Regions from separate parts of the Homo sapiens genome. Here region 2 is linked to region 1. Evidence: chromatin loops called from intact Hi-C (ENCODE). Cell type or tissue: HepG2. All regions are shown on one strand. Links, peaks and the distances in the headings refer to the core of each region. The heading gives the core; the rest is flanking DNA. Region 1 has its middle 13 kb from the start of ABAT. Region 2 overlaps ABAT (4-aminobutyrate aminotransferase).

Evidence for each region. Hi-C counts contacts between places; a loop is a spot of excess contacts. Peaks named below come from ENCODE experiments on the same cell type or tissue, not always from the same donor. Only the 100,000 strongest peaks of a DNase experiment are listed, where the experiment ranks them.
Region 2: it touches region 1 in a loop (3-fold over the local background); 7 of 110 quality-filtered maps call a loop at or near these places.

Annotation. Positions count from the first base shown.
Region 1 is chr16:8,653,360-8,670,009 of GRCh38, forward strand. It overlaps a transcript of METTL22 not described here. Among named protein-coding and RNA genes, the nearest start is that of ABAT, 13 kb to the right of the region's middle. In HepG2, for the core only: a CTCF peak has its summit at 7,789 (motif pointing right); a DNase peak (open chromatin) is centred at 7,792.
Region 2 is chr16:8,714,893-8,727,413 of GRCh38, forward strand. The region is part of intron 1 of ABAT (4-aminobutyrate aminotransferase); the gene reads left to right. Among named protein-coding and RNA genes, the nearest start is that of ABAT, 47 kb to the left of the region's middle. RefSeq lists an enhancer at 5,211-5,711 and a silencer at 12,273-12,501. In HepG2, for the core only: no CTCF peak of the experiment used is centred there; a DNase peak (open chromatin) is centred at 5,769.

The DNA.
Region 1 (16,650 bases), core at 6,045-10,044:
GGTGATGTCAGGTGCCTCGGAGTCTTGGGGACAGCACCGATCTCTGTCCCCACATGGGCACACACTCTTGTCAGGCCTATCTGGCATTCAGTGATGACTTCTGTGTTGACAGGAAAATATTGATGGGATGAATGGAAAGGGTATAAAACATGGAAGAAGAAACTATTCTTTCATCAGTGATTAAAGGCAGCGGAAATAAAGCCAAGTAAAGTTCAGTGTACAAATTAATAAGGCAATCAGTCTCTATTGATTACTAGATGCCTGGTTGAAGTGGATCTTGAATTGGTTTCCCATGGGAAGGATTTGGAGATTTTAAGTGGCTGAGTGGTAATGATTAAAATCCAACTTTATTCTAAAGCTACCATACATAGTAAAGCCTTAATTAACTAAGACTCAGTTAGTTAAACCTGCTTCCCCATCATTTCCAAGGCTCAAGCTACTGAAACGTTTCAGTAGGACCAGGACTTAGAGACAGGAACACTGGGACCATCTCCTATATCTAAACACCTGGGTAGTGAGAACCCAGGAAGAAGGATGATATCAGGGAAGAATTTTGTGGAAAGCCTGACTTCAGAACCAAGCTCAATGTGGGAAGCTGAAATTGCAGTGACCCATGAGTACACCACTGCACTCCAGACTGGGTGTCAGAGCAAGACCCCATCTCAAAAAAAGAAAAAACAGGCTCAAGCAAAATGGGAGATCTCAGAGGATCGAGATGGTGATAGCCAACTGTCCTAAACATTTTAGATACATTAGCTCAGTAAATATCCCTCCACTCACGTGAGGCCCCACTTCATAGATGGGTAAACTAAGGAGGGAGTAGGCAAGGGGGCCAGGTAACTCTCCCAAGGTCACATAAGTTGTGAGGGATAGAGCCAGGCTTTGAACCTGAGAAGTTTGGCTTTATAGTCTAAGAATTTATCCCCCAGGCTCTTCACCACTCCTGGTAATTTGCTCATCATCACATAACTTATAAATGGCAGCTCTAAGGTATGTGTTTATAGGTGGAAAGTTACATACCACATGGTTAACCTTGATTAACCCCAGGGCATGGAATTGGGGGAATGGAATTGATGAGACTTTGCCCTTTATGTTATATACATGTATTTTGTTTTTACAAACATGGGTTATTTTTGTGTCTTTTTTACTAAAAATAAAGTTAAAAGAAATTAAGTACATGTGCACACATGCACGCATGCATACACACACAGCCAAAATGCTACTCTCTAACAAGAGCTGTATTTGAAAACAGATAGATCAAGCCAAGCTTTTGGGAAATAAAATTTATTTTAGCCCAAAGGTTCTAGAAAGACTCAGAGAAAAGTTCAGAGGGCAAATCATCCCTTGGGTGGGTCTGGGGCTACAAGACCCTGGGCTTGGTGCTCCTCCAACTGAGCCTCAGAATGCATAGAATGAGACTATGCCAGGCTCATCTGAACTCCATGTTGTCTGGTTCCCCAGTGGGAAATTTGTCATGTCCAGACCCAGGGGAGTGTGGCCGTGATCTGTACTAAAGGCTGAAGTTCCACCATAAGTTTTATCCATGTTTCTAGCCCATTACATTTTTACAGAGAACGCTAATGGACATAGCAGCAAACTGAAGGTGGACATAAATCCAGCCACCATGTGGGAAGGGAAAAAAGGGAGTAACTCAAACCTGCTGGGCCTCTTCCCAATAGTTAGAAGACTCTAAAATAAGCCAAGCCCTGTGTGGGGCATTGGGGAAAGGAACTGTATTATCTATTTGCTGCATGACAAAATACCCCAAAACTTAGAAGCTTAAGACAACAAACATTTATTATCTTACAGTACCTGTGGGTCATAAATCTGGGCTTAGTTTAACTGGGTGCCTCTGTCTTAAGACCTCTGCTAAGGCTACAAGGAGTTCAGCTGTGGTCTCATCTGAAGGTTCAACTAAGAGTGGATCCACATTGAGGCTCCCTCTTGTGGTTGGTGGCAGGATTCAGTTCCTCACCTGCTATGGGTCTAAGGGCCTCAGTTCCTCACTGGCTGCTGACCACAGACTTCTCTCATTTCTCTGCCATGTGGGCCTCTCTAGGGGGCCTCTGATAAAGCCAGGACATGACAGCAGCTTTCTCAGAGCAAGCATACAAGAATAGAGAGAGTTTACTGGGAGGTAACCTAATCTGAGAAGTGACACTCCGTCACTTTTGTCACATTCAGTTCTTCAGAAGTGAGTCACTAAGTCCAGCCCACACTCAAGGGGAGGGGATTACACAGAGTGGGAATACCCAAAGGTGGGATCACTGGGGACCATCTCAGAGGCTGCCCACAAGAGAGATGCAAAGGACACATCCTTGCCCTGAAGAGGCACTGAATCTGGAAGGAAGTGGGCAAGCCCGCCAGCATTGTGATGCAGAGATCGTGTTCTCATACCCACAGCTGATGTCCATTGAGCACCAACTTCCATCCAGGTGCTCTTCTAAACAAAGCCGTTCAATCTATTATCCACCTAAATGTGCAAACTAAGATTTATTTCTGAGGCATTTGGGGGATTCAGGAAGAGGAGAGGGCTGAGGGTGATGCCTAGCTTTCTGGCTTGGAGGACTGTGTCTTCTGACAAGACATAGTTCTTGAAGACTCACCACCATGCCCTCCACCAAGGTAAATTCTCCTGATGACCACATCTTTGCTCTAACACAGTGTTCTCCAAAGTATGGCGAGTTAGGATACCAGTGGTATGTGGCAGGTTTTTGTTGTTGTTGTTTTAGAGACAGGTCTCGCCATGTTGCCCACTGGAGTGCAGTGGCTATTCACAGGCATGAGCATAGTGCACCACGGCCTCGAACTGCTTGGGCTCAAACAGTCTTTCTACCTCAGCCTCCCAAGGAGCTAGGACTACAGGTGTGCACCACTGTTCCTGGCGCAGAGAGGTTTTAAGAGAAAAGCATTTTGAAGTTTATCCTATTGACATGTATGTAGCAGGATGCCACTTCCAGGGATTAGTCCTTTCCTCCACCCCCACTTCCTAAATGATTTTATTTGTACCCTGAGGGCCTTTTCCCCACTTCCCCCACAGACCTGCGTGAGTAGACCTCAGGCACCAACTGCACAACTAACTATTGGAGAAGCAAAGATTAAGCTCCAGCACAGCCACTAGGCAAAACCTGGGACACAGGGATTCTAATGTGAACTTGCAGAGTAAGATTCTCTGCTTCTGAGAAAACAGCTGTGTGGGCTGTGAAGATGGGAGAGGAGGTTTGAGACTCCAGTTACCTCAGCAGGAGAGCAGCCAGTCCCTGTCACTCCACCTTCATCTGCAGTGAGTGATGTTCCAGCAGTGCTGGCCTGGGCTGGGCTGTGCCCTGCGGCTCCAATGCCCTCCTGACAACCCAGGAAGCTGTCTTACTCCATTTTGTGCTGCTATAACAGAACACCACAGACTGGGTAACGTAATTAACAGAAATGTATTGGCTCACAGTTCTGAGGCTGGGAGGTCCAAGAGCTAAAGGCCAGCATCTGGCAAGGGCCTTCTTGCTGCATGATAGCACAGCAGAAGGCGCCACATGGTAGAACAGTAAAGAGAGGATGAGAACGAGAGAGAAGTAAACATGGGTCAAACTCGTCCTTTTATAAGGAACCCACTCCCGAGAAGACAAACCCACTCTGGTGATAACAGGATTAATCCACAGAGTCCTCTTGCCCTAATCACCTCTTAAAAGTCCCACCTCTTGATACTGTTACAATAGGAATACACTTCATCATGAGTTGTTTGGGAGGGAACAGACATCTAAACCACAGCTGAGCCCTTCTTACAGCAAGATAAGAGAGGAAGATGCCACTTCAGGGAGGATCGATGTCATTACAAGACCTCACAAAACCTGTTTGAAGTCACCCTCCAAGCTAGTCCAGTTGTTGAACCACACCATCATGCCCTGTTTTGTGTATTCTGGGAGAAAAATGTATCTTGCATTTGAAAACCAGGGACATGAAGGATATTATTCTCGGTTGAGGCTAAGTTAATAATTTGTGCGTAGTTAAATACAATATTAAGTAATAATGTAAGTGGGAAGCAGGAATAGCAAATGTCACAAAGATGGTGATCTTGGGGGCTGAAGTTTGCAAAACACCAACAATAGCTTTGCCTGTGGTTTCAGCCTTTGTCCTGTCCCTCTTTAACTAAAGGCAGGAAGACTTGTCCCCCATAAAACCAGGTTCCTTTTCGTCTACTATATGGAGTTCAAAACAATTTCAGTCAGTCCTGAGAAACTGAAGACAAAGGATGTTTTCCACCTTTTTGAAACTATAGTGGGTTGAATGGTGGCCCTAAACAAGCTATGTCCACGTTCTAAACCCCAGAACCTATGAATGGGAAACTTGGAAACATTTGAGAAAGGGGTCTTTGCAGATCTAATTAAGTTAAGGGTCTTGACAGTCGTCCTGGATTTAGGGCGGGTCCTAAATCTAATGACTGGTGTCCTTCTTTTTTCTTTTCTTTTCTTTCTTTTTTTTTTGAGACAAGGTTTCTCTCTGTCACCCAGGCTGGAGTTCAGTGGTGTGATCATAGCTCAGTGCAGCCTCAACCTCCTGGACTCAAGCTATCCTCCCATCTCAGTCTCCTGAGTAGCTGGGATACAGGCGTGTGACGCCATGCCTGGCTAATTTTGTCTGTTTTTAGCAGAGACGGGGTTTCACCATGTTGCCCAGGCTGGTCTCAAACTCCCGAGTTCAAGCAATCCTCCCACCTTGGCCTCCCAAAGTGCTGGGATTATAGGCATGAGCCACCGTGCTCTGCCCCTGATGTCTTTATAAGAGAAAGGAGAGGGAGATTTGAGAACCACAGTGAAGATGGCCTATGAAGGCAGAGATCAGAGTGATGCTGCCACATGAAGGAGCACCCGGGATCACCAGAAACTGGAAGAGGCAAGGAAGAACCCTCCCCTTGAGCCTTTGGAGGCGTGAGTCCCTGCTGACACCTTGATTGCGGACTTCTGGTTTACAGAACTGAAATAATCCATTTCCACTGTTTTAATCCCCCAGTTTGTGGTCATTTGTTACCAAAGCAAACTCATCCAGAACCCAAGGGATATAGGCTCAGAAATGTGCACCTCATGGTAAAGAAACACTACAAGCCACTGCAAAGCTGAAGGAGACAGGGAATGGGGAGGAAGTCCCCAGGCTCAATCTCAAAGATCTTGGCTGAAGCCCGGTTGCTCCTCGGCTCCAGAAGAGCTAGGTGGACATGGTATGCCTCATATCCTCAGGTGAATACTTGGCATCGGTCAGAAGGATATCCTGAGATGCTGTGAGGGATCTTTGAAAATATTTACTCTCCAGCATGTAAATATACCGAAAGATCTTCCTGCTATTAACATATCTCCGTCTTTGGGAGGGCGGGGACTTGGCTTTTCAGTCCAGATTTGACCAGAGTGCACGTCAAGGCTCTACTGTAGACACCCACTCTGGGAGGTCATTGCACAAAGCCCAAATCCCTTTGCAGGGCCCACAAGGCCCTCCAAGGCCTGGCCCCTGCCTCCCTTCCCAGCCCCATCTCATCCACCATATTGAATCCTCCCCACTCCGAGAATGCACCACTCTCTTGGCCATGTGCCTTAATGCAACCCCTCCTCACCCTCTCAAACCACCCACCCAGCCCCTCTCCCCTGCCCCTTCTTCCACAAAGCCTTCCCCAGTGTCCACAGCCCATTTAAAACTTGGTGTGATAATCAGCCAGGCACGCTGGCTCACACCTGTAATCCCAGCACTTTGGGAGGCCAAGGTGGGCAGATAACTTGAGGTCAGGAGTTCGAGACCAGCCTGGCCAACATGGTGAAACCCCATCTGTACTAAAAATACAAAAATTAGTTGGGCACAGTGGTGTGCCCCTGTAGTCCCAGCTACTTGTGAGGCTAAGAAGGGAGAATTGCTTGAACCTGGGAGGCAGAGGTTGCAGTGAGCCAAGATTGCGCCTCTGTACTCTAGCCTGGGCAACAGAATGAGGAAAAAAAAAAAAAACGAACAAAAAAAACTTGGTATGATAATCATCCATCCTTCACCAGATCATGAGTCCTGGAATGACAGAGCTGGCATCATATGAATTGCCCAGCCTGACCCTCCCAGCCATTCTGCAAATATCTACCAAGGAGTGTCCACATGCTGGATATTTATGAGGTATTGGGAGGCAGCAGGGAGCCAGGCATTACACCTGTCTGACCTCACGAAGCCTACATTCTAGAGGAGGCAACCTGCAATAAACAAATAAATGCAAAATATAATGTCAGGTAGTGTAAAGAACCACAGTCCAAAAGCTACAAGTGAGGCAAAAAGGTGACTGCATGCTAGAGCCATCAGGACAGTGCAGCACTTGTGTATACAATTGATTAAATTGATTAGGGCGCAAGGACTTCGCTTTTTTTTTTTCCAGACAGCGTCTTACCTTGTTACCCAGGCTGGAGTGCAGTGGCGCAGTCTTGGCTCACTGCAGCCTCGACCTCCTGGGCTCAAGCGATCCTCCCACCTCAGCCCCACCAAGTAGCTGGGATTACAGGCACAAGTCACCATACCCAGCTAATTTTTTGTATTTCTTGTAGAGACGGGGTCTCACTATGTTGCCCAGGCTGGTCTCAAACTCCTGAGCACAAGCCATCCTCCCACCTCAGCCTCACAAAATGCTAGGATTATAAGTGTGAGCCACCACATCTGGCCACATTTTTCATTTCTGTTGAACTGAAATCATGTGATGCTTTTCTCTTCTGTCTAGTAGGAAAATCACCCCAAAGGGTACAGTGATTTTTGCCCTGTAGGACATTAACTGACTTTATGTGTAACATGGCCTGTTTTTGTTTTTGTTTTTGTTTTTTTGTTTGTTTGTTTTGAGATGGAGTCTCACTCTGTTGCCCAGGCTGGAGTGCAGTGGTGTGATCTCAGCTCACTGCAGCCTCCGCCCTCTGGATTCAAGCAATTCTCGTGCCTCAGCCTCCCAAGCTGGAACTACAAGCGCACACCACCACACCTGGCTAATTTTTGTATTTTTTTTTAGTAGAGATGGGGGTTTCACCATGTTGGCCAGGCTGGTCTCGAACTCCTGACCTCAAGTGATCCGCCTGCTTCGGCCTCCCAAAGTGCTGGGATTACAGGTGTGACCCACTGCGCCCAGCATAATATGGCAATTTTATCTCCTCATTTTTCCTACTTCCTAGAAGAATCCCTGTTTTTCGAATTCTCATTGGAGCCAGCTTTGTCATTGTGCCTAGGCCCTCATTAGTAAAGTAAATAAGACTTTTAATACATACTCACTACTGACTTTAAGATAATTATGTTTTAATGGTTTGAGAATTATAGCCTTGGCAGTGTTGGTAAGTACTAGAAAGAACAATAGAGCCATCGGGGGCTGGAAGAGTGTGAATGAGGGCGGTCGCTGCTTCAGGTGGGGAGATTGGGCCGGCAAGTGGGCAAGTCTTGGAGGAGGAGGAGGAGGAGGAGGAGGAGGAGGAGGAGGAGGAGGAGGAGGGGGAGGAGGGGGAGGAGGGGGAGGAGGAAGAGGAGGAGGAGGAGGAAGAGGAGGAGGAGGAGGAGGAGGAGGAGGAGCTGTGCTGAGTGGGTGAGCGGATGAGTGAACGGAAACCCAGAGCTACCAGGGATCCGGACTCTGGCCCGACCAGTGGGGAAGACAGGTGATGAGTTTGGTCTTGGCTTCAAGTCTCCCAAAGGGTCTGGATGTCATGTTCTCCTCCCCCAGGTTCCGCGGCTTGAGGGAAGCAGGGCCGTCAGGCACCTTGCGTCCCTGCTGGCCCCTGGCAGGATTCTCACCACAAGGTGGTGCCCCAGCCTCATGAATCCAGGGCCAGACGTGCCAGAAAGGAATCCAAGGTAATCATCAGTCCTGGCAGCCATGCCAACGTGTGGGTCTACAGTGACTCTCGGGGGACCCTAACTAACCTGCTATACATTGTACAGCAGCACGTGAGTTCTGAGAGCCGCCAGTACCCAGCTAGCCCCAAACCCGAATTCAGATAAAACCCGCCTTTATTAAGAACTTACCGTTGGCCGGGCGCGGTGGCTCACACCTGTAATCCCAGCACTTTGGGAGGCCAAGGCGGGCAGATCACGAGGTCAGGAGATCGAGACCATCCTGGCTAAAATGGTGAAACCCCGTCTCTACTAAAAACACAAAATATTAGCCGGGCGTGGTGGCGGGCGCCTGTAGTCCCAGCTACTGCGGAGGCTGAGGAGGAGAATGGCGTGAACCCAGGAGGCTGAGCTTGCAGTGAGCCGAGATTGAGCCACTGCACTCCAGCCTGGGCGACACAGCGAGACTCCGTCTCAAAAAAAAAAAAAAAAGAACTTAAAATTGATCTCATTTATCTGCCCAACAACTTTGTACTCATATTATTTTATTCTATTTTATTTTATCACTATTATTATTATATTTTTGTAGAGACAGGGTCTCACTATATTGACCAGGATGATTTCGAACTCCCGGCCTCAAGCAATCCTCCCACTTTGGCCTCTCAAAATGCTGGAATTACAGGCATGAGCCACTGTGCCCAGCCTCCTGTACCCATTTTAGGGACACGTAAGCTAAGGCTCGAATCTTTACAGAGGCTGTCTGAGGTCACAGGACTCAGAAGTAGCAAGAATGGGCTTGGCATGGTGGCTCACGCCTATAATCCCAATACTTTGAGAGACAGAGGTGGGAAGATCACTTGAGTCCAGGAGTTCAAGACCAGCCTGGACAACATACCAAGACTGTCTCTACCAAAAGAAAAACAATCAGCTGGGTGCAGTGGCACGTGTCCGTAGTCCCAGCTACTCAGGAGGCCAAGGCAAGAGAATTGTTTGAGCCCAGGAGTTTGAGGTTACAGTGAACTGTGACTGCACCACTGCACTCCCGCCTGGGCAATAGAGCGAGACTCTGTCTCTAAAAATAAAAATAGCAAAGAAGTAACAAGAGGTGGGATCTAACACCGGTTCTGTCTTTCCATTGGAAACCCAGAGCTCTTTCCATGACCCCTGCCCAGGGTGAATATTGTTTGTCTGAAGGAATCCAGGAGCCTTGTGGATTGGAGCTTATGCTGTGCCATTGTCTTTGGATGGATTGAAGGGTTTGACATGCCAGGGCTGGGACATGATGACAGTCTTATTCTGCCTGCCTCAGGCTTCAGGAAACAACTGCTGTTAGAGCCATGTGGGAGCGTTTCTTGGGGGTGTTTCTTTGGAGCGTTTCTTCTAGACCAGGAAGGTGACAACCTTCACAGTGGGATGCATGGACTGGTGGTGGAGTTTCCAGCTTCAGAGCTCACCAAGAAAGAGCATGAAGCTGATGGTTTGGGTCCTGGAGACAGGGACAAAAGGAACAGAGCCTTCCCCCAGCACCCCTTTCCACTGGAGGTTCCTCAGAGGCAATAAAGCTTGATGGTTAGAACATGGCACCTGGCATCTGAACTCAAACCAGCCCGAACACTCACCTCTCTGAGCCTCAGAATCCTGGTCTGTAAAATGCGCACACTACTAGTACTTACTTCTCAAAGTTGGACTTGGTAATGTCTGTCAAGCACCTAACATATAACAGGGCAAGGAAGAAAAGCTCAAGCAATGGTAGCCATCACCAGGCGTGGTGGCTCACACCTGTAACCCCAGCACTTTGGGAGGCTGAAGCGGGTGGATCACCTGAGGTCAGGAGTTCGAGACCAGCCTGGCCAACATGGTGAAACCCCGTCTCTACTAAAAATACAAAAATTAGCCGGGCATGATGGCAGGCGCCTATAATCAGCTACTTGGGAGGCTGAGGTAGGAGAATCACTTGAACCCGGGAGGCAGAGGTTACAGTGAGCCAAGATTGCACCACTGCACTCCAGCCTGGGTGACAAGAGCAAAACTCCGTCTCAAAAAAAAAAAAAAAAAAAGGTAGCCAAGCCATCATCATCATCATCTCCCTATTATTATTAATCTCTGTTGCATTTCTATTAACTGTGTGTCTTGGGAGAATGGAAATTCCCCAAGTAGGCGTCCTGCTCAACAGTTAATGATGGTAAAACAGTCTCACTTGCCTAACCACTTCGCCTAAGTGTTACTTGACTGACAGGGTGGGTTATTTTGGGGAGAAAAAAAATCAGTCAAGCTCTCGAGTGCACCGTCCCTGAAAGGTTTCTATGACAACACATACCTGGATGTTCCAGTGGGAGGGTCACCTGGGGAAGAGTTCAGAGCTAAAATCAAGAGGGGGCCCCACCCAGGTGGGGGCCCCACCTGGAGGCTGGGGGAGGTCCTCCCACTCCTCCTATTTTTCTGCCTGTGTTTTCCCAGCCCTGACTCTGTATCCCTTTTAAACCTCTTCACAGCCCTGTGGGGTAAGTACTATTATTCTTACATCCATTTTACAGATGAAGCAACTGAGGCTTGGAGAAATTAAAGCTTGCCCAAGGTCAGTCTGCTGATCACATCTTGGATCATCTTAGACCTTTCTGGGTTTCATTTGTCAGACTAGAGGAGTTACACTAGAGTGAGGTTTCTCAGTCTCAGCACTGCCAACGTGTTGGGCTCAGTAATCCCATGTCATAGGAGACTGTCCTATGCATTGTAGAGCATTCAGCAGTCCCCTCGGCCTCTACCCACCGGATGCCAGGAGCACCTCCCTGTCTCCCACCCCCGACCACAGTCATGACAACCAAAACTGTCTCCAGCTGTGGCTAGATGGCCCCAGTTAATAACCACTGGGCTAGGCAATGATCTTTCCTCTTTCCTTACACTTGTGCATTCTAAGTTTTTTAATTTTTTTTTTTTTTTTAGATGGAGTCTCGCTCTGTTTCCCAGGCTGAAGTGCAATGGCGTGATGTCGGCTCACTGCATCCTCCGGCTCCTGGACTCAAGCGATTCTCCTGCCTCAGGCTCCCAAGTAAGTGGAACCACAGACATTTTCTATTTCTTTGCAAGCATTTTCTATTTCTTTGCAAGTTCACCTGTCTGTTCACCTGTGACACCATGCCCAGCTAATTTTTGTATTTTTAGTAGAGACAGGGTTTCACCATGTTGGCCAGGCTGGTCTCGAACTCCTGACCTCAGGTGATCCACCTGCCCCAGCCTCCCAAAGTGTTGGGATTACAGTGTGAGCCACCACGCCCAGCCTACATTTTATTTATGTATTTTTTTTTTGAGATGGGGTCTTGCTCTGCCACCCAGCCTGGAGTGCAGTGATGCTATCACGGCTCACTACAGCCTCAGCCTCTCAGGCTCAAGCAGTGCTCCCACCTTGGCCTCCTGAGTAGCTAGGACCTAGGCACATACCACCACACCAGGCTAATTTATTTATTTTTTGTATTTTTGTAAAGATGGGGTCTCCTTATGTTGCCTGGGCTGGTATCAAACTCCTGGGCTCAAGTGATCTTCCCACCTCAGCCTTCCAAAGTGCTGGGATGACAGGCATGAGCCACCACGTCTAGCCCACTCTAAAGCTCTTTCCCAGGACCCATCTCAAGTGATCCATGTGTGTTCATGTGACATTGAGGTCTTTCATGCAAAGATCCTTATCCAGGGCCCTAGAGCAGCCCGCACCTGAGCCAGGTGCTCAGGAAATCAGAATGAAAATCATCTCACCTGCTTGGTTGTCTGGCACGTCTCACTGTATCACCCTGCTTTAAAGGCACAGAAACTGAGGGTCCCTGGGGAGGAGGGACTCACTAGGGATCCCACAGTCTGTGAGCGAGAAAGCTGGGTGGGAGCCCTGATGGGCCTGACTCTAGGGCAGGAGTTTCCACGGTATCCTCTAAGGAGTTTGAGACCAGCCTGGGCAACATGGTGAAACCCCGTATCTACTAAAAATACAAAAAAAGTAATAATAATAAACAGGCATAGTGGTGCACATCTGTAGACCTAGCTGCTCAAGAGTCTGAAGTGGGAGAATCACTTGAGTTAAGGAGATCGAGGCTGCAGTGAGCCAAGACCGCACTGCAGCCTGGGTGATGAGAGTGAGACGCTCTCTCAAAACAAAATAAAACAAAAATAGCTGAGGCTGAGAGAGACAAATGCCTGAGAAGGAACGGTGGGTCTGACCTTGAACCCTGGTGACTCCAAGTCAGGAGCTGCCTCTGGGACCCAGCATACAGCCTGGCACCTTCCAGGCAAAGCCCCTCCCTCTGCTGCCTCTGAATTCAGCAGGAGACTGAGCGTTTGCATACACTTCGTGTCTGAAAACTTCCAGGATTCCCAAGATTCATTTCACAAAGACTTTTCTCGTAGGACAGGTATTTGAAACATCTGGTTAACAAGTACCCAGCTTGAAGAAAGCCTGGATCTTCACAGCACGCTCAGTTTGTAGAAGAGAAAAACCCTACTCTGGGCTCTAATTTGCTTCAGCTCCATTAAACACATCCTGAGCCCTGCTGTGTGCCAGACGCTGTGCTGAATACCTGGCACCAGAAGACCAATCGGGCCCAGGGCTTCTCCCCAAGGAGCTTCCTGGCCAGGCGGAGACACCCCTGGAATAGACCATTTAGGAGCCTGAGGCCTGCATGTAGCATTTAGTCAGCAGTTAAGTGTGGAAGTATAAGTGAGTAAATGGATGAATACCTGAGGGTGCGAATGAGCTACAGAATTAATGACTGAATGAATTAATGAAGTTGACAAATGCTATTACAGAAGTGAGCACAGACTATGATAGCCCAGCAGAGAGGCATTTAGAACCTTAGCTGTGGCCACAGGTGATGGTGCAGGAGGAAAAGCCAATATCTGTGCAGCATTTTCCATTTCTTTGCAAGTTCACCTGCCTCTATCATCTGAGACTCACCCTGAGGGTGTTCTTTGGTTGCCTGAGAGTCTGCTCAACCTGAAAGGGACAGGTGGCCAGAAGTGCTGGGGAGTTGACATCCTGAGCAAGCAGTTCTTGGCCAATGACGGGGAGTAGTTGGTGTATAAATACCCCAGCTTCCTTGCTCCACGGTGGGATAATCCTAAAGTGACTGTTCTGTGCCGGCTCCCAGTGTTCCCCAATGGAACGGAGCTGCAGTCACCCACAGTGATTATTTGCTAGATAACCCACACCTTATTATCGACCCACCAATATCTCCTGGAATCATCCTGAGATCACCTCCCAAATAAAGCACTCAAATCTTTGTCTCAGAATCTATTTCTAGGAGAACCCAAACTACAAGAGTGATGATTATGAAAACATTTATGGTCATAGCTAATATTTGCTGAGTGCTTACTACATGCCAGCCACTGCCTGCTACGTGCTCTAAGGCACTTCTCCCACTTAACACTCATGAAATCTCTGAGATGCAGACATTATGATCATCATCCCATTTTACAGATGGGACTGAGGCTCAGAAGTGAAGTCATCTATGTAAAGTCATGTAATTCTTTATCGTCACAGCCAGAATATGAGCCCAACTCTCTTTAACTCCAGAGTTTGAGGATATAACCATTCTGCCATGCTGTCTCCTGATTTTCTTTTCTTTCTTTCTTTCTTTCTTTTTTTTTTTTTTTCTTTGAGATGGAGTTTTGTTCTTGTTGCCCAGGCTGTAGTGCAATGGTACCATCTCGGCTCACTGCAACCTCCGCCTCTCGTATTCAAATGATTCTCCTGCCTCAGCCTCCCTAGTAGCTAGGATTACAGGCACCTGCCACCATGCCCAGCTAATTTTTTTGTTTTTTGTATTTTTAGTAGAGACAGGGTTTCACTATGTTAGCCAGGCTGGTCTCGAACTCCTGACCTCAGTTGATCTACCCACCTCAGCCCCCAAAAGTGCTGGGATTACAGGCCTGAGCCACCGCGCCCGGCTCTGTCTCCTGATTTTCATCTTCCATTGTCTGTAGGGAGGAGAGATGAGGACGAGAGGGAGAAAGGATGCCTGGGCTTGCTTTCTCAGTGGGGAAGAGTTCAATCTCAGTTCAGGTTTTCTTTTAACAAAATTTTTATGTTAATAAAATTAATAAAGTTGTTTTATTTATTTATTTTAAATTTTTATTTTCTTTATTATTTTGTTATTTTATTTTAAGTTCTGGGATACATGTGCAGAATGTGCAGGTTTGTTACATAGGTATACATGTGCCATAGTGGTTTGCTGCACCTATCAACTCGTCATCTAAGTCTTAAGCCCCGCGTGCATTAGGTATTTGTCCTAATGATCTCCCTCCCCTTGCCCCCCAATCCCCTGACAAGCCCCTGTGTGTGATGTTCCCCTCCCTGTGTCCATGTGTTCTCACAGCTCAACTCCCACTTATGAGTGAGAACACGTGGTGTTTGGCTTTGTGTTCCTGTGTTAGTTTGCTGGGAATGATGGCTTCTAGCTTCATCCATGTCCCTGAAAAGGACATGATCTCATTCTTTTTTATGGCTGCATAGTATTCCATGGTGTATATGTGCCACATTTTTGGGGTTTTCTCCTCCTCTGTAAAGTTTCAGCACAGAGTTCCTGGACAGCGCCTCAGGGCCAAGAGCTCCCCAAGAGCTCCCCAAGAGCTCTCCAAGATGTCCTTCCTCAGCATCCTGCTGTCCTTTTCATGCAGTGAAATTGATACGTATTCCTAGAACTCCTACTGCATGCCAAGCACTGTCAGAAGTCAAGTCATCAAAGAACTCAGAAAAGAAGTACATGTTTAGCTATTTTTTCCATCAGTCTCGATGAGGGAGCTACACTCCAACTGATCCCTGGAGATACCACAGCCATGTATTGTCAAGAAGAATTGGGGTAAATAGGCAGGGTATCTCTAGCCACAGGAGGAAGGGACCCAGGATGTACTAAGCTCCTTCTATATTCTTGGAACTACATACACATTAACTCAGGCAGGGTTTCTCAAGCTCGGCACCACTGACATGTTGAGCATGAGAATTGTCTGTTGTTCACTTTCTGCCTTTAGGAAGTCCTGCAGAGCATGGGGGTGGCAGTATGACCCAGCTCCCCTGTCATTTCACTACATCTTGAGCCAGAAGGGGGACTGCACTGCCGTGCATCCTTTGGGCTGGCAATGCTGGCGGTCCCAGTCATCACAATGGCAGCAGAACAAAGCCCTGACATGTGTGTGACGTGTCAGATGCAGCAGCTGCCTGTTGGGCCTGGCTCACTTTCTCATGCTTTCCCCATATTACCTGAGATGTTCAGAGGAGGAAAGCTGGAGGCAGCCCTTGGGTCTTCTAGGAGCCTAGCACGAGGGCCAAAATGCATGAGAACAAGCACAAGATAATCCCATAGAAGCCTTCCTCTTAGCATTCAGGCCTCAGATTAAATGTCACAGCCTTGTGGACAACTCCCTGAGCATCATGGCTGGTGTACCCACCCTGATCCCAGGAACATCATCTTATTTTGCATTTCCCTAAAGCACTTATTATCAGAAATTAGCTTCTTAGGCTGGGCACAGTAGATCATACCTGCATTCCCAGCACTTTGGGAGGCCAAGGTGGGAAGATCACTTGAGACCAGGATTTCGAGACCAGCCTGGCCAATATGGCAAAACCCCATTTCTACTTAACATACAAAAACTAGCTGGGTATGGTGGTACACGTCTGTAATCCCAGCTTCTCGGGAGGCTGAGACACAAGAATCGCTTGAACCGGGGAGGCAGAGGTTGCAGTGAGCCAAGATAGCGCCACTGCACTCCAGCCTGGGTGACAGAGCAAGACTCCGTCTCAAAAAGAAAGAAAAAAAAGAACGAATGAAAGAGAGAGAGAGAAAAAAAGAAAGAGAGAAAAAAATGAGAGAGAGAGAAAGAAAAGAAAGAAAGACAGAAAGAAAAAAAGAAAAGAGAAGAGAAAGGAAAAGAAAAAAAAAAAAAAAAGAAAAGAGCTTTCTTAGTTACACATTCATCTTCTTATACACTGTCTCCCAGCTGCAGAATGGAAGTTCCATGGGGTCAGGACCACAATCCCCAATGCCTGGCACGCAGTAGGTGCTAAATGTGTATTTGTTGACTGAACAAATTGATGGAAAAATTACTAAATGAATGAATGAGCTCTGGCCCACCTCTCACAATCAAGCAGATAGTTTGGTGAAACTAGTACAACTATGTACAGGGCTAATGCACAGTGCCCAGCAGGGACCAGGAGCAAACTTCCCTTACTTACCCAACCAATGACCTACTGTGGTACATACTTTTTTCCTTATTATGGTAAAATACACATTGCACAAAATTCACCAATTTTTACCATTTTAGAGTGTACAATTCAATGGCATTAAGTACAATCAAAATGCTTTTTTGTTGCTGTTGTTTTTGAGATGGAGTCTTGCTCTGTCACCCAGGCTAGGTGGAGTGCAATGGCACAACCTTGGCTCACTGCAACCTCTGCCTCCCAGGTTCAGGCAATCCTCCCACCTCTGCCTCTTAAGTAGCTGAGACCACAGCCACACACCACCACACCTGGTTAATTTTTGTATTTTTTCTAACAGTGGGGTTTTGCCAGGTTTCCCAGACTGGTCTCAAATTCCTGGGCTCAAGTGATCCGGCAGCCTTGGAGCTCCCAAAGTGCTAGGATTACAGGTGTGAGCCATTGCACCTGTTCCCCCTTCCCATGTTTTCTTCTAAGAATTTTATAGTGTTAGGTCTTATATTTATTTAGGTCTTTGATCCAATGTTGAGTTAGTTTTTTTATATGGTGTGAGGTAAGCGTCTATCTTCTTTCTTTTACATGTGAAAACGTGGTAGATACTTTATTCAATTTACAGATTAGAACATAGAGACTGAGAGGGAGTAAATGACATG
Region 2 (12,521 bases), core at 3,312-7,311, 59 kb after region 1:
TTCCTCCGGGCTGCCATCCCCCTTCCCCTACCCTGGCCTCTGTCTGCCACGACTGCCCTTGTCTACCTGCCAAGCTCTAATTATCGTTAAACATCCCGTCACTGCTTCCCGGAAATCTTTAACTTCCACCCAAGAACAGCTAACACTATACGCCCTCCTCTACCTGCAGAAATCACTTGGACCCTCTGACATCACATGTCCAACCGACCTCTTTCTCCACATTTGCCCGTGAGCTGCACTTCATTTTGCAAGGACATAAAGAAGACTATTCACGCAACTACATGCAAAATGACTGGCTGGGATTCCTAAAACGCCAATGTCTTTTAAAAGGCAAAAGGGCTGAGAAATGGTTCCAGGTTAAAAGAGATTAAAGAGCCATGAGCCCAAATGCAATGTTTGATCCTAGGATGAAGCCTGGATCAGGGGAACAGAAAACACTTGTGGGCTGGGCTCAGTGGCTCATACCTGTAATCCCAGTGCTTTGGGAGTCCGAGGGAGGAGGATCACTTGAAGTCAAGAGTTAGAGACTAGCCTCAGGAATATAGGGAGACCCCATCTCTACAAAAAATAAATATAAAAATAAACTAACCAGACATAGTGGTGTGTGCCTGTGATCCCAGCTACTCAGGAGGCTGAGGCAAGAGGATCACCTGAGCCCAAGAGTTCGAGGCTGCAGTGAGCCATGAGCCATGATCATGCCACTGCACTCCAGCCTAGGTGATAGAGCGAGACCCTGTCTCTAAAAAAAAAAAAAAAAAAAAAAACAATTAAAGAAGTTTTAGGGATAAGTGGGAATATCTGAATATAGATTGTATGTTAGATAATAGTATTTATAGTATTTTTATGTCATGAATATGCCAATAATAAATAAATTAAAAAAAGATAATAGTATTTTATTAATGGTACCTTCATGAGAGTGACTTTGTATCTCAGATCATTTGTACTGAGGTTATGTAAGAGAACATTCTTGTTCTTAGAAGATACAGGCTGAAGGATTCAAGGATGAAATATCACAATGTCCACAACTAACTCAAATAATTCAGAAGACAGATAATAGAGTGGGCACGAGTGTGGCAAAATGTTAACAGTTTCGAGGATTACAAGCGGCTGTGGAACTATGTTCATAACTTTTATGTGGGTCTGAAGATTTTCCAGTGCCCAGGCTGGGCACTCTGCTTAGCTTTGCGCGTGGATTATCTCATTTCATCCTCAGAGCAGCTTGGGGATGGGAGAGCTCTATCACACCCATTTTCCAGTGGAGAAAACAGAGGCACAGCTAGTTGTAAGCCCAGGCCACATTATGCCCCCACCCCCTGTTTTGTGAAATTTAGTACTAAAGATACTACATGGCTGTGTGATGTCGGGCAAATCACTTAACCTCTCTGTGATCTGTTTCCTTTTTTCTTTTTTTTGCTACGAGTGGATAATTATAATATCAGAAGGTTGTTCTGATGGGTATTATGATATATAAAGAACTTAGAACAGGGTTTGGCCTAAAGTAAGCGCTGAGCAAGTGTCTGCTGTTGCTGCTGCTAATTGTATTTGTTGCTGCAGTCGTGATCCCAGCACCCTCACCTTGGCCAGTGATGGGGAAACCTGAAGGGTGTTTTTTCTTCTGTACCCAGGGCGTGCTTCATGGGTTTGTGATCTATATGGTCACACAGGGTCCCGTGTTCAGAAGATCCCCCCATGTCACTGACTTGCAATTCGTAACCATTTTCTCACAAGGGGCCTCGAATATTTATTTTATGCACTGGGTCCCACACATCATGTAGCCAGCCCTGTCTGCTCTCCCTTTTTATTGGATCCCGTTGAGAGCCTCTCCTAGACTAAACTACTTGTGCCTACGTCATTGCAGCAGACAGGCCCAGGCAGGCCGTGGCATTTCAGCAGGTCAGATTGTATGTTCCTGTGACCACACTCCAATTCTGATGCAATGCGTCAGCCCGCACAGGCCAGTACAGTAGCCGTTCATCACATCTGGTCATTGAGCATCTGAGACGTGGCTATTCTAAACTGTGATGTGCTGTGAGTGTGAAATTCACACCAGATTTTGAAGACTTAGCACACATCCGAAAAAGAAATGCAAAATATCTTATTAATAACTATATTGATGGCCGGGCACGGTAGCTCGCGTCTGTAATCCCAGCACTTTGGGAGGCCAAGGCGGGTGGATCACTTGAGGTCAGGAGTTTGAGACCAGCCTGACCAACATGGTGAAACTTTGTCTCTACTAAAAATACAAAAATTAGCCAGGAGTGATGGCACACACCTGTCATCCCAGCTACTCGGGAGGCTGAGGCAGGAGAATCGCTTGAACCTGGGAGGCGAAGGTTGCAGTGAGCCGAGATTGTGCCACTGCACTTCAGCCTGGGCAACAAGAGCAAAACTCCATCTCAAAAGTAATAATAATAACTATATTGATTATGTATCAAAATTATTACATTTTAGATACAATGGGTTAAATAAGATACATGAAAAAAATTGGTTTCAGCTGTTTTTGCTTTTTTCATATGGCTACCAGAAAATGTAAAATTACCTATGTGGTTTGCATTGAAAGCTTGTGTTATATTTCTTTTGGGCAGTACTGTCTTAGAGCATACTACCTGTGCCTTCATTGTGACTCCAAACCAAACCAGACCAGCAGGTGACAGTGCAGTGAATTGATTTCTAAGTTACATTAATACACACTGGCCCTGGTGCTGTAGCTTAGACCAGAGTCTCCCAATCAATCCATCAGGCACCTCTTTCTGTTCCTTCTTTTCTGTTCCTTTCTCTCTTAAGATAGTCCAAGACACTGATTTTTATACCCAGTGAGTTTGTCAAGTAGCCTAAAGATATTTTTGAGGCAACGTATTGGGTAAAAAGAAACTGAAGTTGGAATCAGAAGGACTAATTTAAGAATTAAATTAAAATCCCAAATCACCTCTTTTTTTTTTTCTTTTAGAGATGGGGTCTCGCTCTGTCACCCAGGCTGATCTCAATCTCCTGGGCTCAAGCGATCCTCTCACCTTGGCCTCCCAACATGCTGGGATTACACATCAGGTCCCAGGTCACCTCTTCTCCATGAGGTGAGCTTGGGCATGTTATTTCTCTGTGCAAGGAAACAGAACAGCACTAGCTTTAAAGCCTCACAGACCCGAGTTTGAAGACTGGCTCTGCCGTTGACAAGCTGTGTGACACAGGATAAGCCACAACCCTCTCTGAACCTCAGTCTCATCCTCAGTCTCATAGCGCTGATGATGCATACTGTGTAATACTGTTGCAAGAATGGAATAAGATGAAGCAGAACAAATGTCCAACCCAGCAACTGGCACATGGCAGGTGTGCGCTTAATCCCTGCATTCTTAGTGGGATCAGTATTCCCAAGAGAGTGAACATTTATGGGAAAGAAAAGAAATCTTACTCTTTATGAATAAAGTACAGATATAAAATACAATACATAAGCAGATGTACAATTTATCTGTGGAATTAAAATTTCATGGGGTATGTAGCTAATAAAGAATCTTTAGGGGAATGGCAATGAAAAAAAGTTTGAGAAACATTGCATTAATCTGACGGATGGGACTCAGAGGTTGCTTTTCAGTTCAGTTCCTGTAGTTGTCAGAGTATAGGGCTGAAACTCCATGATTGAATTCAACAAGTGTTTTTGAGCACCTACAATAGCCAGACACCGTTCTGGACCCTGGAAATGGAGGGCACCCTCCAGGTACATGCTTCCCAGAGCTGGTCTCTGAGGTCCCCTGAGCCAGCCCCTGCCTCTGGGAAGATGACCCCTAAATGGCAGCCTCAGTCAGGGGGCAGGGTTTTAGAGAACAACAGGAATAGAAGTATTTGCCTCCCAGGAGTAGATAAGACGGTGTATGTGAAACCTTGACACGATTGGCATTCATTCGTAAAATCAGAGCAGATACCTGCACACACAGGCATAAATGAAAGATACTTTGAATTACAGAAAAGTTAAGGTCTTTGCAAGTGCATGTAGGAATGCTGCCAGGCACACAGCGTGACTCCAGCCACCAACAAAGTGTTTCCAAGTCTGGAGCTGTGTGGTCCTTGAAGGAAATATAAATGTTTCACTTGTTATACGCTGTGATTTTTGCGTACTTAGCGGTTTCTGGAGTCCGTGAAAGTGGTTTGTTTTCTCTGAACGGGAAGTGCGTTTCCTCCAATCACACCGACCTGATTTGTTTGTTGCTTGTTGGGCCTCCCCACGGGAACACGAGATCCCACAGAACACAGCAGGACGTGTCCTTGTTTACTGAGGAATCTCTGGGGCTCGGCACAGGTGTGCAGAAAGCATTTATTGAACTGAACAAACAGATTTTACAAGCCGGACCTTCTGTGGCGTTGGCCCGGGTAGCTACTTCAGCATGGGTCCAAGCATCCTTTCTAAGCCAATTCCATTCTTTCACTCCTCCTCCCTTGTAGGATCAGAAATCCAAAGCTAGCTTATCCTTTTGCAGATGTTTCTTTCCATATTATTTCCTACCTCCAGAACAAAGGCTATCTGTGTCTCACATTCGGAGGCTTGGATGTGAAGCCCTGTCTGTTCATTTTTCTCTCCAGTTTTTTCACAGGCTGGGTAACTACCTGCCTGCTAGCAACGATGTGTTCGTTCTCCCTGGATTCCTGATTGAGGTGGGCAGAGAGGACTCTGAGACAGGAGCATGAGGATGAGGCAGATCAGCTTCTTTCTCATGAAATCTGGATGTTGAGGCTGGTAGCAGGACCACCGCATGTGCCAATAGTCTTTAGCAGCTCATCAGGCCATAGAAGAAGTGCCTTTACTAACTTCAAGTCCAGCCTGGGAAACGTAGTGAGACCTTGTCTCTCCCTGTCTAAAAAAAGAAGAAGAAAGAAGGAGGAGGAGGAGGAGAAGGAGAAGGAAAAAAAGAAGTTGTTCACAATTTTTGTTTACTCGTTTACTTATTTTTGAGATGGAGTTTCACTCTTGTCGCCAGGTTGGAGAGCAGTGGCACGACCTCTACTCACTGCAACATTCGGTTCTCAGGTTTAAGCAATTCTCCTGCCTCAGCCTCCCAAGTAGCTGGAACTACAGGCACCTGCCACCACGCCCAGCTGATTTCTGTATTTTTTTGTAGAGTTGGGACTTCACCATTTTAGCCAGGCTGGTCTCGAACTTTTGACCTCAGGTGATCTGCCTGCCTCGGCCTCCCAAAGTGCTAGGATTACAGGCGTGAGCCATCGCGCCCAGCCAAAATGCACAATTTTAAAGAGCTCTTTGGAAACAGAAAATGGCCTGCAACAGGCATCTCTTCCACATCCTATGTACTTTCTTCAATTGACCCTAAGCCAGTTGAGTGCCTCCTGACCCCACAAATAGATTTCATTCTTCCCATTTTACAGATGCAGAAACTAAGGCACTGATGAGTTCAGCAACTTGCCTAGGTAATATATATGGCCCAGCCACACTTTAGACCCAATTTCTGGCTCTTGTTACTTTCCCCACATCATTCTCAGTCTTTCTTAGGAATGGACATTTGCCTGTTTCCAAGAACAGTATTTCTGTCTCCCTATACAAGTCACTGATAATTTTATGATGCCCAAGAGGCAGGTGATAGGAAGTCATGCCTGCAGGGAGAGAGGGCTGGGGCCCATGCGGAGGGGAAAGTCAGAAGAGGCTGTTGCAGCTGAAGTCGGAGGAGAAAAGTGGATGTGAGATAAAGCCTCTGTCCCTGTGCCACTGCCCCTGAATGGGGCCCTGTTAACCCCATCTGCACAGGCCCACGGCTCCGGCTTTATGGGTTGCTATGGCAACCCCTGGCCTTGACAACTGAAGTGCACTTGGCTGAGTGTGTCTTTGTGTCCCTTTGAGTCTGCAGAGAAGCCAGCAGCTGGGGCTGCAGACGGGAAAGGAATGTCCTCAGCGTCTGCCAGCACTTTTGTCTTGGTCCCAACGGCTGATAGGAAAATGAGAGGCAGGGTCTTTTCTAGAGAGATCTGGGGGGTCCATTTCTAGCCGATGATGCATGCAAAGAGTTCGTGTTCACAGGACCTGGGAAGCAGCGGAGTAGAAAGGTGAGTCAGACGCCATCTTCATAGGCTGCTTGTTGAGCATTTACTGTTTATTCAATGATTGTTTGCAGGCAGGCACTGCTCTGGGGCTGGGGAAACAGTAAGGACTTCTGCCAGCCCACAAAATAGTTCCAATTGCTATTACTCCCATTTTACAGATCAGGAAACTGAGGCACAGAGACGTTACTTAATGTGCCTGAGGTTATACGGCGGGTCAGTGAGAGGCCAGGGATGTCTAGTCTGGGGGTAAGATCATTTTGAAGGATGCAAGATTGGGGAGATGCAGGGAAGAAGCAGTTTCATATCCAGCACCTCACACTCTGCCTCCACAGGCTTTTTTCTCCCTGTATCCATGGGATGTTTGACCTCCAGTTCCAGGGATTTGAGGATCATGAAGTCCTGTGGTCATATGCAGGGCCCACCGTCCACTCTTTATGGTAATTAACAGTAGTTCTCAGCCTCCGAGCCTCCAGAGCTTCCCCCGGTGCCCAGGTCACACCTGTGAGACTCAGACCTACTTAGTCTGGGTGGGGCTTTGACACAAGTGTAAGCTTCTGGTGAGCGAGCGTCAGGTGCAGCCAACGCTAGAAATTTCTGGCTTTTGAGCTCTAAGACCTTGAACAAGCCTTTTAGGCTTCTGAACCGGTTTTATAACGCCAGCCAATCCTGCAGATTACCGAAAGGATCTATGGAAGGTCTATTGCATGTGGTAGGTGAACAGTAAGTAAATAAATGGGAGCTGGTACTTTTACTATGATTATTCTTTCTCCAGAGCAAATTGGAAGAGTTTGTTTCCACTTTCACCTGAATTCCTCTCACTTTTACTGATTTAAACATTGAACTCGGCCTCTTAGCTCATCTCGCCCCTCCCCGCAATGCACCAGACACACGAAGGAAGCAGAGAGAGCTAATTTGCATTTTAATCAAAAGAAAAAGGACGAGGAGAGGTGGGTGGGACTGAAGAGCTCACTATCTGGCTAGACCAGGGTTTTGACTTGTTTTGACTGAGACACACAGTAAGGAATAGAACTTACTTCAGGCCCACTGCACAGCTGAAACAAAAATTACCAGCATTTGCTATGTACCCTGACAATTCCTATTCTGTTTGATTTACTGATGGATTTAAATTTCTCTTTCAGTTCTGATCATGTCAAGGAAAAGGTCCCCATGTGATGCCAGCCTGCCTTTAACACCTGTCTGCTCTCTGCCAGTCTCTAGGGAAAGGAGGGGGCCAGGCCTGGGGCTATAGCCTTGGGCGGTCCACTCTGTCCGGCTTTTAATTGAATAACTTGCTTTGATTTTATTATGTTCTTTTCCTAGTTGCCTTCGTAGCAAATAAAACTTGACGGGGGAAGATAGCAATTAGGTTTTTTTATTTGTTATATTTTTCTTTGTAGAGACAGGGGTTTCACTATGTTAGCCAGGCTAGTCTCAAACGCCTGGCCTCAGCTGATCCATCTGCCTCGGCATCCCAAAATTCTGGGATTACAGGCATGAGCCACCACACCTGGCCAGAAGGTAGCAATTGGAAAGGATCCTAGGAAAATTACTTTTTTAAATTGAAAAAGCAAGTTGATTTCAAGAAAAATGTTAAGTCAACACAAGTCATATGAGACATAAGAGCTCAAAGGAAGGGTAGTATGCCAAGAACTGAGGTTCGGGAAATGCATGGGGGAGATTGGGGGTCTCAGAGACCAGGAGGGCCAACAACCAGCCTGCTGTAACTTCAGATTTTCAGATTTCTCCAACCTCCTTGGTCACAATTTCATGGCGTGCCAGTGCTCTGAAAGCACCTCCCTTCTAACCAGGAATCCTTCACCTGCTTCTTTCCCCAGATGCGCCCATCCAGGGTCTAGCGGATTGCAAAGGGCCTGGTAGAATCAAAGAGGGATATACTAATGCAACTTCGAGGTAGGAGCAAGGCTTGGGGAAAATGCTGTGGCAAATTCTCAGTAATATGGAACTCTTAGCACGCTTGTCAGGTGTTTCTTAGAGTCCGAACGGGCCTTAGAAACAATGTGATCCAGCCAGGCAAGGTGGCTCATGCCTGTAATTCCAGCACTCTGGGAGGCCGAGGGATCACTTGAGGTCAGGAGTTCAAGACCAGCCTAGCCAACATGGTGAAACCCTGTCTCTACAAAACATACAAAAATTAGCCAGGTGTGGTGGCGTGCCCCTGTAATCCCAGCTGCTCAGGAAGCTGAGGCAGGAGAATCACTTGAATCCGGGAGGCAGAGGTTACAGTGAGCCAAGATCACACCAGTGCACTCCAGCCTGGGTGACAGAGTAAGATCGTGTCTCTCAAAAAAATAAAGAGAGGAAGCCGAGAGGCTATTTAGGATATCATTGCCTTCATCCAGGAGAAGGATGATGGCAAGTTGGACCAGAGCATGTTGGAGACTTGTGCACCAGCAGGGATATACTGGAACCCTGGGCACCCAGCTCCCTTCTATCATCATTGGTGCTTCAGGCTTCTGTACCAAGAAAGAGAGCCTTCCCTTGTGGCAGCCTGCATCTGGGGTTTCCAGTGCAAGCCTGCAGGGAAAGTCTGCCTATCTGTGGGGCCTCTTTCCTTGGCAACTCCAGAAATCTCCAGGGATCTCAGACCATAGGGCTCTAGAATCAATGACTACATCTTCAGCAGCAAGTATAAGACAGGAGCAAGTCAGAGACAGAGTAAATGCAAATGACTTGTGTGCCTATGATTGTCCAGGATGTGTTCATCCATTATCCCTAATTCCCAGCGCAACCCTGCAGTGAGAGAGGCATCACTATCTCCAATCTACAAATCAGGAAACTGAGGCTCAGAGCATTTTTGTAAGTTTCACCCTGTTGTACAAGTACCTAAGATAGGGCAGTGGTTTGGATCCAAGCTTTTTATATATATATATATATATTTTTTTTTTTTTTTTTTTTTTTTTTTTTTTGAGACGGAGTCTTGCTCTGTCGCCCAGGCTGGAGTGCAGTGGCATGATCTAGGCTCACTGCAACCCCCACCTCCCGGGTTCAAGCAATTATCCTGTGTCAGCCTCCCCAGTAGCTGGGATTACAGGTGCACGCCACCATGCATGGCTAATTTTTATATTTTTAGTAGAGACAGGATTTCACCATTTTGGCCAGGCTGGTCTTGAACTCCTGACCTCAGGTGATCCATCCACCTCAGCCTCCCAAAGTGCTGGGATTCCAAGTGTGAGCCACTGCGCCCAGCCCCAAGCTTTATATTCTAAAACCCAGGCTCAAATACCACCTCCATGCACAACCCACATATCTTAATTATCTATTATGGTGCACATAACAGACATCACTAATCTATCACATTTTTTCCCCTGAAAACCTAAAAGAGTGCTTCCTGCTAACAGGTCAAAAAATAATGAAAAATAAAAAATAAGTAAAGCTAAAAGAGGCCGTAAAATCTTTTTGTTCGCTGCTCCAAATAGGCAATACTCATTGGCCAGCACTGGCACGTGTTGTAACATTTATTTGCCATTTCAATACTGCACAGAAAATTAGCTTCTCTCAGCTAGGCATGGTGGTTCACACCTGTAATCCCAGCACTTTGGGAGGCCAAGGTGGGAGGACTGCTTGAGCCCAGGAGTTCAAGATCAGCCTGGGCAACATGGTGAAACCCCATCTCTCCAAAAAAGAAATACAAAGATTAGCCAGGTGTGGTGGCATGTGCTTATAGTCCCAGCTACTCGGTAGGCTGAGATGGGAGGATCACTTGAGCCTGGGAGCCAGAGGTTGCTGAGATGGCACCACTCCACTCCAGCTTGGGCAATAGAGCCAGACCTTGTCTCAGGAAAAAAAAAAAAAACAAAAAAAAAAAAAAAAAAAAAAACAATGGCAATCTTGGGGTCACACAGCCTGTAGCAGGTGGAAATTGAAGAATAAGTCTGTGTGATCAGAGTGTGTCATTACTCTACACACACTTCTTTGGTCCTCTCCCTTCCCATCTACAAAAGACAGCCAACTCCAATATCTCTTTTTTCTTTTTTTTTTTTTTGAGATGGAGTCTCACTCTGTTGCCCAGGCTGGAGTGCAGTGGCGCCATCTCGGCTCACCGCAACCTCCGCCTCCCGGGTCCAAGCGATTCTCCCGCCTCAGCCTCCAAAGTAGCTGGGATTACAGGCGCCTGCCACCACGCCCGGCTAATTTTGTATTTTTAGTAAAGACGGGGTTTCTCCATGTTGGTCGGGCTGGTCTCGAATTCCTGACCTCAGGTGATCTACCCGTCTCGGCCTCCCAAAGTGCTACGATTATAGGCGTGAGCCAGCGCGCCTGGCTTTTTCATTTTTATTAAGATAAACATAACATTAACCTTTTTAAGTGAAAACTCAGACCCTTTTAGAACATCCACAATGCTGTGCAGCCACCACCGCTATCTAATTCCAGATTTTTTTCATCACCCCGGAGACCCCCGTACCCATTAAGCAGTCATCTCTCATTCCTCCCAGGCCCCTGCCAACCCCTGATTTATTTTCTGTCTTTGTAGATTCACCTACTCTTGAAGGTTCCTATAAATGGATTCGTAGACTATGGGGCATTTTACCTCTGCATTCATTCATATAGCATAAAAAATATTTTGAGATTTATCCATGTTGTAGCATGTGTCAGAACTTCATTCCTTTTTATGACTGAATAATATTTCGTTGTAAGGATAGACCATGTTTTGTTTATTCATTCATCCACTGATCGACATCTGGGCTTTTTCTACCTTTCGGCGCTTGTGAATAGTGCTGCTATGTGTATTTGTTTGAGTCTCTGTTTTCAGTTCTTTGGGTTGATGCAAAGGTCATTTCCTTTTGCACCAACCTAGTACTTAGGGGTGGAATTGCTGGGTCATGTAGTAGTAATTCTATGCTTAACTTTTTGAGGAACTTGTAATTCTTAAAAGGCCATGCCAACTCTAGGACTGAGGGTTTAAGAGCTAATCCCTGCCTTCTTACTCCTCATCAACTCCCACCCCAGTGGGTGCCCTCCAACACACCTGCCTCGAGAACCCCCTCCCCAGCTCAGTGACCCCAGCATCTCATTGACATGCTGAGTGCATGCTCCCTGCCCCTCCCTGGGAGCCTGCCTAAACACAGACCCTTCTATTCTTTCTAATTTTTTTTGTACCCATTAACTATCCACCTCCCATTCAACCCGCCACTACCCTTCCCAGCCTCTGGTAACCATCCTTCTACTCTCTATGCCCGTGACTTCAATTGATTTGATTTTTAGATCCCACAAATAAGTGAGAACACATGCCACTTGTCTTTGTGTGCCTGGCTTATTTCACTTAACATGATGATCTCCAGTTCCATCCACGTTGTTGCAAATGACTAGATCTTTTTTTTTTTTTTTTGAGATGGAGTCTCGATCTGTTGCCCAGGCTGGAGTGCAGTGGCGCCATCTCGGCTCACTGCAACCTCTGCCTCCCGGGTTCAAGCGATTCTCCTGCCTCAGCCTCCCTAGTAACTGGGACTACAGGCATGGGTCACCACACCCAGATGATTTTTGTTTTTTGTAGAGATGGGGTTTAGCCATGTTCGCCAGGCTGGCCTCATGGGATCCACCTGCCTCAGCCTCCCAAAGTGCTGGGATTACAGGTGTGAGCCACTGCGCTGAATAGTACTCCATTGCGTGTATGAACCACATTTTCTTTATCCATTCATCTGTTATTGGACACTCAGGTTGCTTCCAAATCTTAGCTATTGTAAGCAATGCTGCAACAAACATAGGAGTGCAGATATCTCTTCGATATACTGAGTTCCTTCCTTTTGTGTATTTACCCAGCAGTGGGATTCCTGGATCATATGGTAGCTCAATTTTTAGTTTTTTGAGGAACCTCCAACTGTTCTCCATAGTGGTTGTACTAGTTTACATTCCCACTAACAATGTACAAGGGTTCCCTTTGCTCCACATCCTCTCCAGCATTTGTTATTGCCTGTCTTTTGGATATAAGCCATGTTAACTGGGGTGAGATGACAGCTCTTTGTAGTTTTGATTTGCCTTCTCTGATGATCAGTGATGTCAAGCACCTTTTCATGTGCTTGCTTGCCATTTGTATGTCTTCTTTTGAGAAATATCTATTCAAATCTTTTGTCCATTTTTTGATCGAATTATGAGATTTTTTTCTATAGAGTTGTTTGACCTCCTTTTTATATTCTGGTTATTAATCCCTTGTGAGAGGAGTAGTTTGTAAATATTTTCTCTTGTTCTGTGGGTTGCCTCTTCGCTTTGTTGGTTGTATCCTTTGCTGGAGGACAGACCCTTCTGGATGCAACTAGAGCAGCTGGGCTCCCTCCTCCCTTTGAGAGGGTCTCCAGAGGGCCCTATCAATCAAGATCAGCCTAGAAATTGTTGCTCGAGTTGGCTCCAGATGACCGCACCTTCACCTTCCCTCCAAGTGCTCTATGATTTCTTACCACACCCACTCTCACTGTGCACCAGGATCCTTAGCTACTCCGTGTCATCATACACCTCCGAGCACTTGCCTT